3 separate regions of the Mus musculus genome follow, and all the other regions are linked to region 1. Evidence: chromatin loops called from intact Hi-C (ENCODE). Cell type or tissue: heart. All regions are shown on one strand. Region 1 holds the start of Amn1 (antagonist of mitotic exit network 1). Region 2 has its middle 23 kb from the start of Gm38930. Region 3 overlaps 4732416N19Rik (RIKEN cDNA 4732416N19 gene).

Evidence for each region. Peaks named below come from ENCODE experiments on the same cell type or tissue, not always from the same donor. Only the 100,000 strongest peaks of a DNase experiment are listed, where the experiment ranks them.
Region 2: a loop joins it to region 1, with 2.3 times the contacts of the local background. A loop is called at or near these places in 8 of 42 quality-filtered maps.
Region 3: a loop joins it to region 1, with 5 times the contacts of the local background. A loop is called at or near these places in 3 of 42 quality-filtered maps.

Annotation. Positions count from the first base shown.
Region 1 is chr6:149,187,476-149,189,975 of GRCm38, reverse strand. Amn1 (antagonist of mitotic exit network 1) reads left to right here and starts at 1,264. Exons shown (of 7, transcript NM_001113424.1): 1 at 1,264-1,370. The coding sequence starts at 1,333. In heart, a CTCF peak has its summit at 1,173; a DNase peak (open chromatin) is centred at 1,205; H3K4me3 peaks cover 1,815 bases; H3K27ac peaks cover 1,768 bases.
Region 2 is chr6:149,374,122-149,376,621 of GRCm38, reverse strand. No RefSeq gene overlaps it. Among named protein-coding and RNA genes, the nearest start is that of Gm38930, 23 kb to the right of the region's middle. In heart, a CTCF peak has its summit at 1,251 (motif pointing right); a DNase peak (open chromatin) is centred at 1,221.
Region 3 is chr6:148,213,660-148,216,159 of GRCm38, reverse strand. The region is part of intron 1 of 4732416N19Rik (RIKEN cDNA 4732416N19 gene); the gene reads right to left. Among named protein-coding and RNA genes, the nearest start is that of Ergic2, 2.5 kb to the right of the region's middle. In heart, a CTCF peak has its summit at 1,170 (motif pointing left); no DNase peak of the experiment used is centred here.

The DNA.
Region 1 (2,500 bases):
AAAGTTTATTGACTACTTAATTCAGGCTTATCGATTAGGGACATAGAAAGGACTTGGGAACCAGACTGTGCTACCTAGGGCAGACTGGTTATAGGAAAACCAAGTGCAGAAGACATTGTAAAGCCCCAGAGTATCATTACCTGCCGGGAGACACACACCCCCGCCCCCCCATCCGAAGTGAAATGAGACTCTCAGATCCATGCAAAAGCAAGAGGTTTATTTTTCTGGTCCGCTGGGATCGACCTTCAGCGGTCTCTCAGGCAAGAGACCAAGAGACCGGAGGCGACCCTACATACAAGCACCTTTTATACATTTTTAAGCCTATTACAGTAACAACACCTAAGCCCTTGGTGATAAGTTGTTAGGCTGACCTTTTGGCTGATTGGCTGGGCCAATATCAGATCATCCTGGGAGAGTAACTTCGTTCCCCAGAGGGCCCAGGTGGCCTTCAGCCAGGACGTTGTATGATTTTTCTGAGAAGTGTTTTGTCAGTCATTTCTGCGAAATCGTCCTGGGGTCGGGAGCGAGAAATTCTCCCTTGAGGCCTAATACCCTCTCCTGGAGCCATCTCAGGGTTCGATCAGAGTCGCTTAGTCTTATCAGTATTATGAGCTGCCCTCTAAGCTGACTGGTACTAAGTGAGATGGGTAAGGTGGTAGTTAGGGGTTTCCAGAGTATTGAGCTAACAGAGCATGAGTATTATGGAGAACGTTATGTCAGCTACGAATAATTACTTCTAGGAAGCACAATCTGAGAACCTGTACTTAATTTCACCTTATGAGCAATATGGAGACTAAAATCAAAATAGCTAGTCATGTTAAACGGAACAGGCCTTAATATGTCCCATTCCTGGAATGACCCAGGACTGCATGGTTCAGCTCTTGCTTCAGGCGCACTCTGTGGAGATGACTACTGCAGTCCTGTAAACCCCGTGTTTGAAGTCGGTGTCTGTATCTGACTAGAGACTTGGTTTGCTTCATGGGACCTGGCATCGCACCAGCAAAAGCAGTGACCTGCCATTAGCCTTTGCCTGGACAGCGACTTCTGGCGACTCTTGGGCAGGAGAAGCAGTAACTGGCAATAGCGGGCAGGAAGAACTACAAGTCCCAGGGGGCTTTGCTCCCGCTTTGGATGCCTCTACATTTTGTGCCAGTTAGTTCTGAGCAGCCCTCAGTTCTGCCCAGAGAGAGCGCTGAACTTCCTCTTCCGCTCCTAATGTGGCCACGCCCCAGGTCCAACTCTGTGACGTCATTTAGGTTTACCAGTCCTGCGCGACCGGAAGTTGGTTGTGGAGGGCCGCAACTGCCGTCCAGGCTTAAGAGGGCTTCCGCGATGCCTTTGTCCGGAGTAGTCAGTCAGCTCCTGGAACTGTGAGTCCGCCCCAGCTCCCAGTCCCTTCCCTCACGTCCTGCTGGCTCCTAGTCCTTGTCCCGGCTTTGTGTCTGGTCTCTGAGGACTGTGGTGCACCGTGGGGCTGGCGGCTCCACCCGATGGCCTGTCTCAGGTGGGCGTTGAGGGTGAAGGCAGAACAAAAGAAACCTGGAGCCAGGCTGGACCAACAAACCTCCACTAATACCGGCGTGACTCGCTAGCTTTGGGACCATGAACAGTAACAATCTCTCCCGATTGTACAGGAGAGCTTTCTAAAATTCGGATAACAGTAGGGCGTGGCAGTTCACGCCTATAATCCCAGCTATCCGGAAACTGAAACAGGATTGCCACAAATTCGAAGCTAACGGGGTAATGTTGTAATACACACGCATACCCAAGCAAATCGCGTATTAGTACCTGTCTCAAGGAGTCTTTGTAAGAATCAGCTTAACATATGTAAAGCCCTTAATCCAAACACTTCTTGAGAATTCAAGTTGAAGTTCAAGGCTCTTCAGCCATATAGTGAGTTAGAGGCAGGCTTTAGTATTACTTGTTATTTCTATTTTTAGAAAGAAAAACTATTAACAGAAAAGCAGGAATGGTTTAACAATTGGAAACTACAAAGACTACATTGGTTCCGTTGTTGACTTAACAGTACATAAACAAATGTTATTTCTTGCCTAAGTTCCAGCTTTTTCTTCTGTATTGTTTTGTTGCTATTTATTTTTCCTTGAGACAGTCTCATGTAGCCTATGCTGGCCTAGAACACATTGTGTGTGTAGCCAAGGATAACTTTAAACTTCTGATCCTTCTTCATTCATTTCCTGAATGTTGAGATTACAGACACACACTATATTATTCCCAGTTTACCTCAGCCTCCTGAGCCCGAGGCAAGCATAATGCCAACTCAGTTATATCCCCAACCCTTTTGTTTTGAGACAGAATCTTATGTAGCACAGGCTGGCCTCAGACCCACAATGTCAGGCTAACCTTGAACTCTTGAGTCTTCTGCCCCAGCCTTCCAAATGCTGAGATTATAGACTTGAGTTATCAGCACCAGCTTTGGCTTTGGCTTTTTGAGGACAGGGTCTCATGTAGCATAACAGGCTAGAAATTCATTGTGTGGCAA
Region 2 (2,500 bases), 190 kb before region 1:
ATAAGCTCAAGTTTCTGGCAAGTGTGTAGAACATTTTCCTAACTAGTGATTGATGTTTGTGATGGTTTGTATATCCTTGGACCAGGGAGTGGCACCATCTGGAGGTGTGGCCTTGTTGGAATGGGTGTGACCTGGTTGGAATGGGTGTGTCATTCTCGGTGTGGGTATGAGATCTTCACCCTAGTTGCCTGGAAGTCAGTCTTCCACTAGCAGCCTTTGGATGAAGACATAGAACTCTCAGCTCTGCCTGTGCCATGCCTGCCTGGATGCTGCCATGCTCCATGATAATAATGGACTGAACCTCTGAACCTGTAAGCAGCTCCAATTAAATGTTGCTTTTTATAAGACTTGCCATGGTCATGGTGTCTGTTCACAGCAGTAAAACCCTAACTAAGACAATGTTGGAGGGTCCAGTTCTATAACAAACAAACCAAAAAAAGCAGGCTGAGCAAGCTAGGGAAAGCAAACCAGTAAGCAGCATGACTCCATGGCTGCTGCATCAGCTCCTGCCTCCAAGTTCCTGCCCTGATTGAGTTCTTGTCCTGACTTCCTTCAATGATGAACAGTTATATAGAAGCGTAAGTCAAATAAACCCTTTCCTCTCCAAGTTGCTTTGATCATTGTGTTTTTAGCACACCAATAGTTACCCTAAGACATAGAATTACAGAGTCTCGTCTATCTTTCCAATATGGCCATATTTAATAAATCTTCTCTTACTGACTTCCGCTATTAATTTGACTCATTTAATTGGCCCACTGAGGACCGATAACTGAACCTGGTTTGGGGTACAGGCTGTGGCCTCTAAGCTTGATAACAGCATGAGGCTTCAACGTTTCCCTGAGAAGGTGATACTGAGCGGAAACTTAGAATTCATTCAGGATGAAGAATTCTGAACACAACTGATATATTCAATATTAGTACAATTACTTGACCTTTTTTTTATAAAAATGAAAGGAAGTAGAAATTCTGGTATTGTATTTTGCTTCTCCATATTTTTTTCTTTCTTTTTGTTTGTTTGTGGCAGAGTCTCACTATGTAGTCCTGGCTGTCCTGGAACTCACTATGTAGACCAGGCTGGCCTTGAACTCAGAAATCTACTTGCCTCTGAACTCTTAAGCACTGGGGTTAAAGGTGTGTGCCACCATGCTGAGCCTTCATGTTTTTTGTGCACACCTCTGACTGGTAGTCTCTGGAATCTGATAAAGGATTTGTTTCTTCACATCAGAAGTCATTAAGTGACTATCACCACCTGATGGCAGCAGTGTCCCACAACTGAGAGGTCACTTCAACCATAACACTAGGCAAGAAGTGACATGTAGATCCCTACTCCTAACCACATACTGAGCCGATGGAAAGCAGAAGTAAAAAGATCCTGTCAGGCCCAATCTTTGTTATCTGAAAAATTTAAACAATTATACACATTTACAAAGCACAGAATTGAAGTGAAAGTTTCTGGTTTCATTAAAAAAAAAAAAAAACTCAGTGGTGTCACATGATGTTTTTCTGGACGCTGTCTTGGGGGAGGGTACATGATGCTTTTCCTTTCACTATCTTCAGGGTTCTACTTATATTCTTTCTGAATATCACCACCACCCACCACCCTCTCAAGTATCTGTTTTCAGCAAAATATCACATGACCTTTCTCAAGACAGCTTCCAGAAAAACATCATATGACCTTCTCACAAGACAACTTCCAAGAAAACATTACATGACACAGCTAAGGTTTTAAAAATCTGTAGGTTTACAGTCTATACAAATCTATTAGAGTAATTAATATTTTTGCTTGCTTATCACTGTTTAAAACCTTCAGGATTTTCTCCTCTAGTTCATCTTAACACACATAATAAGTTGTTGGGGACTATTGAAACTAAGCTTTATGGAAATTTCTTGTGAAGAATTTGTGGTCATTCTGTACTGGTAGTTTGGCAATTAGCAAGGAGTCTCATGTAGCTTAGCTTATTTATTGTAATGTGTAACTAGTCATAAAAATAGACCCAAGAAATTACATTTCTTGAGATTTACATAACTGCCATGTCTTAAGACTAGATTACAAAGATGTATCATGCATCAATTGTATGATCTGATGACCCTCATTGTAAAGAAACCTATACCAGTCTGGGAACACCCATCAGGTGTAGTTTTCCCTGGATGGGTTGAAACATTCCCCACCAAGCAGGAAACAGCTACCGTGGTAGCTAAGAAGATATTAGAAGAAAATTTTCCAGAGGTTCAGAGTGCCCAAGGTAATTAGATTGGACAATCGATGGTTCTGCTTTTGTCTCTTAAGGTAAGTCAGGGATTGGCAGAGATATTGGGGACTAATAGGAATCCCCATTGTGTGTACTGTCCCCAGAGCTCAAAGCAGATAGAGAAAATAAACAGAACCCCTACAAGAGACCTTGGCTAAGTTGACCTTGGAGACTGGCTTTGACTGGTTGGTGCCCCTCCCCTTGGCCCTGAACACCCCCTACCATTTTAACCTGACCCCTGTTGAGATCCT
Region 3 (2,500 bases), 970 kb after region 1:
GATATGCTGGCCTAAGATTTTTCCCAAATGTGGTAAACTCAACTATACAGTATAGTCTGTGATAGTGGAGGGAACTGCATTCGAGTTCTCTCCTATAATAACTAAAAATAAACTTTAAAAAAACAATACATTTCCAGAGGTTAACATTCCTTACACAGCCACTTCACCATCTGATAGTTAATGGCTTCCTAGCTGTCAAATTATCGACTTACTTTCCTCTCTCTGCTTATACAGGCATCATGAGACACTTTTAAGTGTTTTACTCAAGCTGGAATTCATTAACTTTATTCTGTTTCCCCAGCCACCTCATAATTAGATCTTCTAAAGTGAAATTAGGTTAATTTAGTGTGGCATGTTAAGGACCGTGTGCTGGCTTCTCATGGCCAACAAGTCCTTCTAGTATTGAAATACCGTCAGCCTAACACCTTGCTTTCACATTGTGCTTTTAATCAACAAATATCTATGATCTGCTATAAACATCAATTGGCTTAATCCCCATTGAGTAACATATTACATTATAATCTCAAAAAATTATGTAAACGAAAACTGAGGCACAGCGTGAGGTGAAGGAACATGCCCAAGGTCACAGATTTTAAAAGTGGTAACGACTGTGGCCCACGCTGGGCTCAGCAGGGTGGCTATGAGTCAACCCATAGACCTCCTTGCACTGTCAGGGGGGAGTGGGGAGCTTGTCCTCTGAGACCAGCAGCTCATCCTACAGCACATGGATGAAAGTCATTGAGCATGAAGTTGACATGAAGTTCTGAAACCACTGGGAAACCATGGAGGAACCCTCAAGATGTTGACAGCTGCAAGACAGGAAAAACTGACAAATGGAATTATACAAAACTAATTTAAAAAACCATTATGTACAACAAAGAAAATCATCATCAGAGCAAAAAGACCACACAATGAAAGAGAATCTATCCATGGTGGCTGTGCCCAGAAGAGGGTAGAATCCAGCAGACTCTAACCACAGACTATGGAAGAGGCATCTAACCCTAATAGTCAAGCATTTCTTGGGGGCAGGTCATTTCAAGATCTCAAATTTCCTTTTAAACAACACTCCAAGAAATGTATTGAAACAAATCTGGGCGTTGATTCGTGTCTAAAAACAGCAACAGTGAGAACAGGCAAAGCTGAATGAACCTGGTCGCCATCTAGTGCTAAAACACGGAAGTGACAACCAGCTCAGAGAAAACCATCCCCCTCAGGACAAACAGGCTCAGTATCTGACCCCTGGGAGCACATGTGTCATACCAGCTTGTACCAAGAGCATTTAGGGAACCCTGAGCTTGTCTAGTACTCAAAGTACTCGACCAGAAACTGTCCAGGCAGTAACCTGCATGGGCAAAGTCCCAGTGAGCTGCTGAGATCATTGTTTAAAGGAAATTTGATGAGTTTAAGGAAAATACAGAAAGATTTCAATATCTTATCAGAGAATCTCAAAAAGCTGAAAGGAACTAAACAATTCCCAAGATTAAAAATAAAGTTGGGAACTACTGAAATATCATGGACCTACATATTCATATAAATAAGAAAACTCAGATTTTCAAGCTCCAAGTAGGTACATGGAAAAAATGGCAGAAGCCCATAAATGACAATGTTGAAAACGTGTTCAGAGCAAAGTGTGGTGGCTCACACCTGTGGGGTCACATTTATGCTCCTTCATCTCAGGTCCTTCCACATGTTTGCTATATAGCAAGATATCCTTTCACCTGTGTCTGCTTCAGGAAAACATCCTTTCATCTATGTCTGCTTTAGCAAGACATCCTTTCACCTGAGTGCCCCAGCAAAACATCATTTGACATAACTAACTTTCCAAAGAAACTATAAGTTTCTACTTCACACACCTGTAATCCCTTGGGAAGCTGAGGCAGAAGATCTGCCCAAGTTCATGATCAGCCTGGGATATAGGTAAAGTCTGTCTGGGCAAATAAAAACTAGTTAATACAAAATATGAATAGAGAATTAGTAGTCACCTCTAGCTGAAGCCTGTGATAAAGAGGCTCTATGTACAGCTGAGAAGCTGGGCAACAGTTTCAGGACAAACAACACTGAGATTGGCAGCTAGGGAGAAGAAACAAACACAGAAGACTGTGATCCAATCAAATTTGAGGCTGGTGGTGATGTTCATATATAAAGAAGAATAGATTTGGGTTAGGAATAAGACATGCCGGGCGGTGGTGGCACACGCCTTTAATCCTAGCACTTGGGAGGCAGAGGCAGGCGGATTTCTGAGTTCGAGGCCAGCCTGGTCTACAGAGTGAGTTTCAGGACAGACAGGGGTACACAGAGAAACCCTGTCTCGAAAAAACAAAACAAACAACAAAAAAAGAATAAGACACAAAAGCCACTTGAGGTACATGTGAACCTTAGAGAGTAATATTAGTTTCTCTTTTGTTATTAACTAGCTAAAGCTTGTCCCCAATCTACGGAGAATTAAAAGGATGTCATAAAAATATAGTTTGAGCATTTTAACCCTACTCCTAAACCTCTC